Regions from separate parts of the Homo sapiens genome. Here region 2 is linked to region 1. Evidence: chromatin loops called from intact Hi-C (ENCODE). Cell type or tissue: dorsolateral prefrontal cortex. All regions are shown on one strand. Links, peaks and the distances in the headings refer to the core of each region. The heading gives the core; the rest is flanking DNA.

Region 1 (5,373 bases), core at 301-5,300:
AGGAAACGTGGTGTCTTTTGTATAAGCCAAGCGCGAGCAGGACTGAAGAACAGGTGAGATGAACTGGGAGCCTGGGGTGAGGTCATTCAGGTCACGGTCTCGCGCCCATGGAGAAGCCACATTGTGCAGTTGTCCTTAGAGTTCCCACGTGTGGCTCACCAGGGCCATCAGGCGAGCTCCCGCAACGTTGAAAGCCACTGTGCAGCCCAGCACTAGCCATTGTGAAGCTGCTCCTTATGGCACCCTTCCACATCGTGGACCCCTCTGCAGCACTGGCCCCAGCACACTTCTGTGTCTCCCCACATGACAGCCAGTCCAGCCTCGGAAGGCAGCTCTCGAAAAAGCTCCCTGAGCCATTACTGCCACGCACTTAATGCACCCAATTCCTTCCGTTCCTTCTCGGACACGTTCTAAGGCTCCAGGAGAGCTGCTCACATCAGATTGTTTCAGGAACTGAAATAGGCACTGTGACCATGAATGCTGCTGCTCTTTCTGGAACCCCACAGCTTTGTGTCTTCCTACTACCTATAGCTACAACAAATAACCACCATGATTCTCACTATATCAGTGAGGACTCTTTTTTTTTTTTTTTTTTTTTGTGACGAAGTCTCACTCTGTCACCAGGCTGGAGTGCAGTGGCGTGATCTCTGCTCACTGTAACCTCTGCCTCCCGGGTTCCAGTGATTCTGCTGCCTCAGTCTCCTGAGCAGCTGGGACTACAGGTGCGCGCCACCATGCCCAGCTAATTTTTGTATTTTTTAAGTAGAGACGGGGTTTCACCATGTTGACCAGGATGGTCTTGATCTCTTGACCTCGTGATCCGCCCACCTTGGCCTCCCAAAGTGCTGGTATTACAGGCGTGAGCCACAGCGCCCAGCCAGTGAGGACTCTTAAGGTTACAGGAGATAGGAGCTCAACTTCAACTGACTTAAGTAACGCAAATGTCTAGAGGAAGGGAGATCAGGCAGGGTTGGACCCAGAGCCACAGATGCCGTCCACCTTCAGCTCTGCTTCCCTCTGCTGTAGCCTCACTCTCCCACCAGCGCCCTAACAGGGCAGCTCCAGGCTCGAATTGTCCTTACTGCTTACAATCTCAGTGGAGAGAGCGCTGCCTTGCCAGTGCTTCCAGTGAGGTCCTGGGATGGAATCTTGAGGGTCTTGGGTCCCATACCCACCCCTCAGCTAAGCCCTGGAGTCAAGGGGATGGAATACATGGAGTGGCCAGGTCCAACTCATATGCCCACCCCAAGTGACGGAGGAGGGTTGAGTGGGGCAGAGGCCAGTTCTTCTAAACCAGGAGGCTGAGAATGAGGGAGGACAGATCTGGGGGTGCTGCTTCGTTCTCTTTTCTTGATAATCGCTGACATGCTGCCTGCCCTACCAGCAGGAAGCCATCCCATCCTGGGTTGAAAATGCTCCTTGCCGTGGGAGTTCAGTTCCCTTCCAAACGCCCCACGGCCATAGGACAGGGCTGTCAGGTCTTGACAGTGGAAGCCCCTTGATGCCCACAGGCAGCCTTGCAGATGGGTCGTGCCTGCCCTTCTCCGGCTCCTTGTTCCCTACTATGGTGAGTCACACAGCGGGCTCTGCCCGGCTCACAGCTCTGCTCCTGGTCTGCGGCCATCCCTGGCCACTTGTCCCCAGACACATCCCTGTGGGGCTAGGATCAGAAAAGTTTCCAGCATCCCCTCTGGCTCTGCTCTCTGGAACTTTCAGGCTGGGTCCTGGGGTCCTGCCTGGATGCCCCTTCCTCTGGGGAATATGTATCACCAGCCTGTCCGCCCTTCTGTGCCTCTCAGCTCTGATCTGGGTCATCCTGGCCCCCCAGGAAGGTTTCTTGTGCTGTATCTTGGAAAGGAGCAGTTGCCGTCTTAGTCCTTCCCTCCCAGGAGGCCTGACCTCCTGTGAACACTGACTTACCTCCAACACTCTGCTGCGGATCAGACTCACACACGGGGTATTGGAGGGCAGCTTCGTTCCTATCACTGTCTGGCCCACCAAGATACTTGTAGTGCTGACTCGTTCTATGTCCACATAACTAGACATGCTCAAGTGCCTGTCTAGACCATATTATACAATAAGAACTTTGCTCTTTCTTCTACATACCGTCTATACTATAGATGCTACCTATAGCCACACCTAACGATCTCTGTGACCTTCACTCTGTTATCTACACAAAAGAGTCTCTAGGATAAAGAAGGTCGGCACTGTGGTGATTTTCCAACCCTACCTACCTTTACTAAAATGCAGTTGGTGGCTGGGCGCGGTGGCTCATGCCTGTAATCCAGCATTTTGGGAGGCCGAGGTGGGCAGATCACTTGAGGTCAGGAGTTCCAGACCAGGATGGCCAACACGGTGAAACCTTGTCTCTACTAAAAATACAAAAATTAGCTGGGCATGGTGGCGGGTGCCTGTAATCCCAGCTACTCTGGGAGGCTGAGGCAGGAGAATCGCTTGAGCCTGGGAGGCAGAGGTTGCAGTGAGCCGAGATAGTGCCACTGCAATCCAGCCTGGGAGAAAGAGCTAGACCCTGTCTAAATAAATAAATAAAATGCAGTTGGTAACTGATCTCATGAAAAGAACAAACCTCTGCTGTTGCAGCACACCAGCACCTGCACGGTGGGTCCCTCCTCACAGGCCCTCCCGGTGGGTAAGGGCTATACTTCAGGCTCCTCCACAGACAGTCTGGCCTGCTGACTGTTCTACGTGGCTCCCAAGGCCAGGGTCAGGTTTCCATTGTTTACAATTATCCATTTATTTCTACAAAGCCTGGATTTTGAGCCTTGAGATCAGCCAAATAAATCAATGGTATTTACTTTTCTGGAAGATACTAGCTTCTACGGTTGTCAAAGACATTTCCATGCTGTCTCTGTGTCTTCCAAAATAAAGCAGTGGGTCTTGGAAAAACCTATTAGAGTGTGATCTGGTTAGTGATTTTTCCACTGACTTAAATCCTGAAGGCAAGAAAATCAGACTCCCACAGGGGTGTTTAGCATTTCCTTCTTACACACCCTGGACCTTGGGGATTTTCTAGGCCAACTTCCTCACCGAAACCCAGGAGGAAACTGTACCGTGGAGGCCCCAGCTGATTTACTTGAGTCCCCCCGCCTGGCTGGTGCCTTAGCTGGGACCAGAATGTAGGCCTCTTGACTCTTGGTTCAGGCCACTTTAGACTCCACAAGGATAAAATGAGCAGTCAGCAGGAGGAGCCTAAGAGCTTGATATTCCCAGGCCCAACAAGGCCTGTGCCAAGCAGTAACTTTATGAGAAGGAAGTTATTCTGCCATCCCCACAGAGAGAGGACATGTCTTTATTAATTAAGCACATTTTTACAGTCAGCCAAAGAGTGAAGGAAAAATTAGTATTCTGTCATTTGGAAGTTTTGTAAAGGAACATCTTGTTCAGCTTATAAAACAATGCATTAATCTTCTGTCCTATATAGGAAAGTCATATGTTATTTTTAAAAAATAAGTTAGGGTGTGAGGAGGTGACAAGTTTCCAACTCCACTTGGTAACACCTTGTAGGAAATCTGGCCTGGTCCAGGAGCCCCTCTAGGCTGAATGGTATCGGCATTAAGCATGCAATTCATGTATGCTGTCACTAAGTGGTGGTAGGGATCACAGCCATGTGGTCCAAACATATAGTCACAGACCTTCCTTGTTCTTCTTTTTCCCCCTAAAACAATAGACAAAAGATTTCAGAGATCTTTTACCCTCCAAAGGGTTAAAAACCAGGGTTAAGAATGATAATTACATTTTTTTTTCAGAGATAGATAATATCATATACTTCAAAAATTAAAAATTGGCCAGGTGCGGTGGCTCATGCCTGTAATCCCAGAACTTTGGGAGGCCGAGGCAGGCAGATCACGAGGTCAGGAGATCGAGACCATCCTGGCTAACACAGTGAAACCCCGTCTCTACTAAAAAATACAAAAAATTAGCCGGGCATGGTGGCGGGCGTCTGTAGTCCCAGCTACTCTGGAGGCTGAGGCAGGAGAATGGCGTGAACCCAGGAGGCGGAGCTTGCAGTGAGCCAAGACAGAGCTACTGCACTCCAGCCTGGGTGACAGAGCGAGACTCTGTCTCAAAAAAAAAAAAAAAAAAGAAAAAGTAAAGGAAAAGGAAAATCACTGAAAAGTTTTCCTGTCACCCCCGCCCCAGACACTACTTTCTTTCCCAAGGGTGACAACATTTTTCAGTTTACTGTGATCCTTCCAGAAAGGCTTTATTATTGTATATGAGCATCTATAGGCTCACCCTTTTTTCCTTTTTGCTTTTTTTACTCACATGGTGGCATACTACACACATCTTCTGCCCTTTGTTCTTTCACTTAACAATTATCTTGGAGAACTTCCCATGTTAATTTATCATGCGTTTCTTCCTTCTTTTATGGCTGCATTCTATTTCAGTGTTGGGAAGTGCCCTCATGCATTGAACAGTGCCCTTTTCATGGGTATCAAGATTGTCTGCAGTCACTTACTACAGAAACATAGCACCATGAATGATTCTACTCATGCCTGTTTTGCACGTGTGATATACAAGTCAAAAAATTCCTAGAAGTGAATTCTTAGGTCAAAGAGCTTGTGCATTTGTAATTTTGATAGACATCATCTGATTTTCCTACACAGAAGTTGTACTGATTTACACTCCCATGGGCAGTGTGGGTATCTGCCAGTTTCCTCTTGCTTTCTGGAATATATTGTATTACTGAACTCCTGGGTCTCTGATCAGTGAACACAATGACATCTCAGCATAGTTTTAATTTGCATTTCTTTTTCTTTTTTTGAGATGGAGTCTCACTCTGTTGCCCAGGCTCAAGTGCAGTGGTGCGATCTCAGCTCACTGCAACCTTTGCCTCCCAGGTTCAAGCGATTCTCCTGCCTCAGCCTCCCAAGTAGCTGGGATTACCGGTGCTCACCACCATGCCCAACTAATTTTTGTATTTCTAGTAGAGACGGGGTTTCACCGTGTTGGCCAGGCTTGTCTCAAACTCCTGACCTCAAGTGATCCACCTGCCTCGGCCTCCCAAAGTGTTGGGATTACAGGTGTGAGCCACCATGCCTGGCTTAATTTGCATTTCTTATTATGAATAAGGGAGGACAGCTTTTCAGATGTTTAAAAGTCATTTGTATTTCCTTCCCTGTGAATTGTCTGCTTCTTACCCTTTACCTGTTTCTTTGTCTTTTCTGTTAAGAGACAGTCTCATACTGCTGCCCAGGCTTAGTGCATTGGGATGATCATAGTTCACTGCAGCCTGGAACTCCTGGGCTTAAGTGATCCTCCTGTCTCAGCCTCCTGAGTAGCTGGGATTACAGGTGTGAGCCAAGGTGGGGGCCTGGTGATGATCCGTGATGCCTTCTTTTGATTTTTTTT
Region 2 (5,373 bases), core at 146-5,145, 49 kb before region 1:
TGAAAATGGGAATGCCAAATGCCTTAAGGCTTATGGCAGGTGCAAAAGCAAAACATCAGAGGTCAACCTAAGGATATTTTTAATATAAAATTAATGTACCTGCATTGTAAGCATTATTTTTTTTGTATGGTAGAAAGGAAAAAATTCTTGTATTATTCTACTATAAATGTGTATTCTTTGCTCTACTAAATTTGCATGTCATCGTCAGCCTTTCACTTTGTCTTCAGCTAACAAGAACCTCTTGGGTTCATCCTTTGGAGAACCTGATATGGAAAATGGACTGAACTAGGAGAAGAGCCTTTGTTTAGACCACATGCTGAGGTCTAGTGGCTTCAATTAAAAATATATAAATGTGGCCGGGCACAGTGGCTCACGCCTGTAACTCCAGCACTTTGGGATTCTGAGGCGGGCAGATCACGAGGTCAGGAGTTCAAGACCAGCCTGACCAACGTGATGAAATCCCGTCTCTACTAAAAATACAAAAATTAGCTAGGCATGGTGGCACGTGCCTGTAATCCCAGCTACTCAGGAGGCTGACGCAGGAGAATCGCTTGAATCCTGGAGGCGGAAGCTGTAGTGAGCCAAGATCATGCCATTGCACTCTAGCCTGGGACGACAGAGCGAGACTCCGTCTCAAAAAAAAAAAAAAATTATGTATATATATATATGCTTAATCTCTAAGCTTTGGAAGGAACAGCCTATCTACAGAAAAATTTAAAACTTGGTCATGACAGGTACAGAGTTGGGCCCCATTAATTTTGTTGACATTGAGGTCAGCAGATTCTGTAAATTTTCACTATACCTCTCATATGATCTGCCGCCACACCATTCATACTCTTAACTTTATTTCTCCTCACACCAGTAAATTACTAAAACTGCCAAGTTTTTTTTTCACAAATTAATATCTTTAGCATTCTCCTCCTTCAGCCTGCAATGAAATTATCTACTCCCCTCCCTCCTCCTTCCTCCTTGACTCCCGCTAATGCACATTTGTGTTTGGTTTCCACACCAAATGAGCTACCTTCAATAAGCATCCCACAACTCCACAGGGAACTTTTGTTTCTCTACCTTCTGTGCTGTCAAAGCGCTTGGCTCAGAATGAGAGATCTGTCTGCATTTCAGATCTACAAATTACTCATTGTGTGACCTTGGACATATCCCTAATATTTTTGAGCCTCAGTTTCTCAAAAATTAGAATAAAGATACCAAACTCCTGGGGTTTTGTGAGAGTAAAATGAGACGATGTGTGTAAGAGACTCAGTGCAGTGTCAGTATCTACCATGTGCTATGCACTCTGCGTTTTCTTTTTCTTTTTTTTTTTTTTGAGACGGAGTCTCGCTCTGTCACCCAGGCTGGAGTGCAGTGGCGTGATCTCGGCTCATTGCAACCTCTGCCTCTTGGGTTCAAGAGATTCTCCTGTCTCAGCCTGCGAGTAGCTGGGACTACAGGCCCATGCCACCACGCCTGGCTAATTTTTGTATTTTTAGTAAAGACAGCGTTTCACCATACTGGTCAGGCTGGTCTTGAACTCCTGACCTCAGGTGATGCACCCACCTCGGCATCCGAAAGTGCTGGGATTACAGGTGTGAGCCACCATGCCCGGGCCAACCCATAGCCTTTTGGTCTTCTCTCAGCCAAGGCATCCAGTGAAAATGCAATTTATTTTTCAGATTCCTCTGGAGAATTAAAAAGTCTCTTTTGCGGCTGGACACAGCAACTCACACCTGTAATCCCAGCACTTTGGGAGGCTGAGGCAGGCAGATCACAAGGTCAAGAGATCGAGACCATCCTGGCCATGGCCAACATGGTGAAACCCTGTCTCTACTAAAAATACAAAAATTAGCTGGGTGTGGTGGCACAGGCCTATTGTCCCAGCTACATGGGAGGCTGAGGCAGGAGAATTGCTTGAACCCAGGAGGCGGAGGTTGCAGTGGGCCAAGATTGAGCCACTGCACTTGCTCTGGTGAAAGAGCAAGACTCCGTCTCAAAAAAAAAAAAAAAAAAAAAAAAAAAGTCTCTTTTGCATCAAATTGCCATACTCTCTGCTCTTGGTCCTCTTTTCCATGTACTCATTCTTCAAGCATTTATTTTCTCATTGCCTGATCCAGATCATTGCAATGACCAAAAAATTTTCGAATGCTATGATTTTTGTGATATTCTTTTAGCAAGTTAATCACGATGTTGCATTCTTGAGTGTGCAAGTGTGGAGGTAAGTCAGGATGCATCTTTAAGACAAAAAGATGGGTCACGGCAGTGCCACACCACTCACGGCCACACCAGGAGAGCTGAAGGGGCAGTCACCAACGAAGATGCCTGACCCAGAAGCTGGCTGCCAGGGAGCCAAGAGCCAGGTCACTCCACAGGTGGCCAATGCCCGGGGGTGGCCCTCCACCGCCGAAGCTGCTGCTGCTGCTGCTGCTGCTGCTTATTATTATTTTGAGACGGAGTCTGGCTCTGCCTCCCAGGCTGGAGTGCGGTAGCACGATCTCGGCTCACTGCAACCTCCGCCTCTGGGGTTCAAGCGATTCTCCTGCCTCAGCCTCCCGAGTAGCTGGGACCACAGGCACGTGCCACCTCACCTGGCTAATTTTATTTTTTGAATAGACAGGGTCTTGTTATGTTGCCCAGGCTGGTCTTGAACTCCCGGGCTCAAGCGATCCTCCCACTTCAGCCTCCCAAAGTGCCAAGACTACAGGTGTGAGCCACCACACCTGGCCAAGTTCTACTTTTCTAATATTTAAAATATGAAATAGGCCGGGCACGGTGGCTCACACCTGTAATCCCAGAACTTTGGGAGGCTGAGGCGGGCAGATCACCAGAGGTCAGGAGTTCGTGACCAGCCTGGCCAACATGATGAAACCCCGTCACTACTGAAAGTACAAAAATTAGCCGGGTGTGGTGACAGATGCCTGTAATCCCAGCTACTCGGAAGGCTGAGGCACCTAAACCCGGGAGGTGGAGGTTGTAGTGAGCCGATACCATGCCACTGCACTCCAGTCTCGGCGACGCAATGAGACTCTGTCTCAAAAAAAAAAATAGATGATGTCAGTGATTTCTATTACATGAGATCTGGAAGCACTCTGTACCTGATTGCTCCACGTTTAGTGGTGCTAAGTTCAAATAATTCAGGTGGTGAGAAACTGACTTCCGTAGGAGTGCGGGTGTGCGTGCGTGCCGCGGAAATCCCGCCTTCTGGCGCCTGCGGTTGCCCCCTGGCCTCAGCCGGTAGGCTCCCAAGTAGGAAGATAAACCGCATTGCACGAAGCGGGAGAGTCCAGAGGAGCGGCGAAGCGCTCCTCTTCCCCATTGGCTGCGCCCACGGAGCCGCCTTGCGATTGGCCCTAAGCGCGGGTGGCTGGGGTTGCGAGAGGCATCAGGATCCCTGGCGGCGCCTGAGCCAGCGGCTGCTAGGAGGCTGTGTCCGCAAGCCAGCGGGGCGAGGCGCCTGGGCCCTGCGCGTCAGGTCCCGGCCTGGGGCACCGGGGCTGCCAGCGTCGGAGGAGGTGCGGGCGCGGGGTTGGCGGGCGGCCGAACGGGGGCCTGCGCGGACCGCCCGCGGCTCAGCCTCCGGTCTCTCTCCGTCTCTAAGTGGTGGTGGCTGTGGGTTTTTCTGCAGGTGATCCTTTTGAGTAATTTGTTTCACGCAGGCGCCCTGCTGTAGGGTAAAGCGGCAGATTCATGCTGCTGTCATTTGTCGTTCAAACTGTGGGCTTCTTGGCCAGGCGCGGTGGCTCAAGCCTGTAATCCCAGCACTTTGGGAGGCCGAGGCGGGCGGATCACGAGGCCAGGAGATCGAGATCATCCTGGCTAACACGGCGAAACGCTGTCTCTACTAAAAATACAAAAAATTAGTTGGGCGTGGTGGTGGGCGCCTGCAGTCCCAGCTACTCGGGAGGCTGAGGCAGGACAATGGTGTGAACCCGGGAGGTGGTGCTTGCAGTGAGCTGAGATTCCGCCACTGCACTCAAGCCTGGGTGACAGAGGGAGACTCCATCTCAAAACAAAACAAAAAACGATGGGCTTTCTGTCGTGTGTGTGTACCTTTTGGATTTGAGGGCAGGGGGATGACATTGTGATCTGGCCTCCTGAGAAACCAGGCACACCCTGCCTACCTTGGAAGGCGGCTTTCCCTTCCCCACCTCCCTCTCCCTCCATCTGTTCCCTCTTTCCCTCTCTCCACTTCACTCCCGTCCCCCAGCTCTTCTCTCCCATCTTTTTGTTCTCTGTCTCTTTTTTTTTTCCTGCATTAAACCTTTCGGGAGTGTCTTTGTAAAATATTAAGAAGCGTTAGGTCTTCAACATGTGTGTTTACTTGCAGGCCTGAGACCTGGGAGGAAGCTGGAGAAAAGATGCCCTCTGAATCTTTGTGTTTGGCTGCCCAGGCTCGCCTTGACACCGAATGGTTGAAAACAGATATACAGGTGGGGTTTGACATGTCTCTTTCTTGGTGTATTTCTGCTTCCATGTTTAAATTTCTCGTGTAAGGCTTTTTTTTAGGGTATGTAAGGGGAAGTCAGTTGTATCTTGCTATATTAGAGGAGCAGGTTTGTTTCCTGTAACTTAAAATGTAACAGTCTTTATGGCTGTTTTTGTAGATCGTGCGCGGCTGCCTTTTAATTAGTTTCTTGCAAGTGCAGGAAATGAGATTTATTAATAGGGAAAATTTTTTTCTTAATTATTATTACTGGTTGAGAAATCTGCTACACTCCTAACCATATCATGGTGACTGTTGTTTGTTACTGATAGTTTTTGAGCTGTTGAGTTAACTGTCGAGGGGAAAATTGGAGAAGTAAGTTGCAGTAATTATGGCTGCTAGAAACTCACTCCTTTTATGAGGTCTTGTGTTTGTGTTTCTGGAGAGAAAAGAGTTAGTTCAGTTGAGCTGTTTGTTTTGTATTTGTAACCAATACAAGGACTAAGGACAATTGTGTTGAAACTGAGGTCATAATGTTGGGATCTTAAGGGCCGAAGGTTCCAAACAAATGGTATGTATAGAGTTCTCTCTGACTTGAAATTTTCCCTTTCTGGACCTCCGGATGCTGAGGCTGGGAGTGTCCATATGACAGTGCCTTCCATGACAGGAGTCAGCAACCTTTTTTTTTTTTTTTTTTTAACACGTATCAGTAATTCATTCTGTATATTTTGAAAAGTTTTAACCTCTTCTTCCTAGCCCTCCAGTATTTGTTAATAAATTAAAACGTTTCCCAAAGTGTTTTTTGTGAAACAATAATTCTAAAAGATGCTCTAAGAAAAGCTAAGTACATGGAAAAATCCAAAGTGTATATTTTATTTATTACATTTCATGAATTTTTGTTTCTGTTTTTTCCTCTTGAGAGGGAGTCTTGCTCTGTCTCTCAGGCTGGAGTGCAGTGG

The links. A loop is a pair of places that touch in the nucleus more often than their neighbours do. Peaks named below come from ENCODE experiments on the same cell type or tissue, not always from the same donor. Only the 100,000 strongest peaks of a DNase experiment are listed, where the experiment ranks them.
Region 2: a loop joins it to region 1, with 2.6 times the contacts of the local background. A loop is called at or near these places in 2 of 110 quality-filtered maps.

The regions. Positions count from the first base shown.
Region 1 is chr15:28,878,212-28,883,584 of GRCh38, forward strand. No RefSeq gene overlaps it. Among named protein-coding and RNA genes, the nearest start is that of APBA2, 5.1 kb to the right of the region's middle. In dorsolateral prefrontal cortex, for the core only: a CTCF peak has its summit at 3,193; no DNase peak of the experiment used is centred there.
Region 2 is chr15:28,828,958-28,834,330 of GRCh38, forward strand. It overlaps the pseudogene PDCD6IPP2 and the pseudogene LOC100129687. Among named protein-coding and RNA genes, the nearest start is that of GOLGA6L7, 17 kb to the right of the region's middle. In dorsolateral prefrontal cortex, for the core only: CTCF peaks have their summits at 3,246 and 3,446; a DNase peak (open chromatin) is centred at 3,304; H3K4me3 peaks cover 2,043 bases; H3K27ac peaks cover 1,604 bases.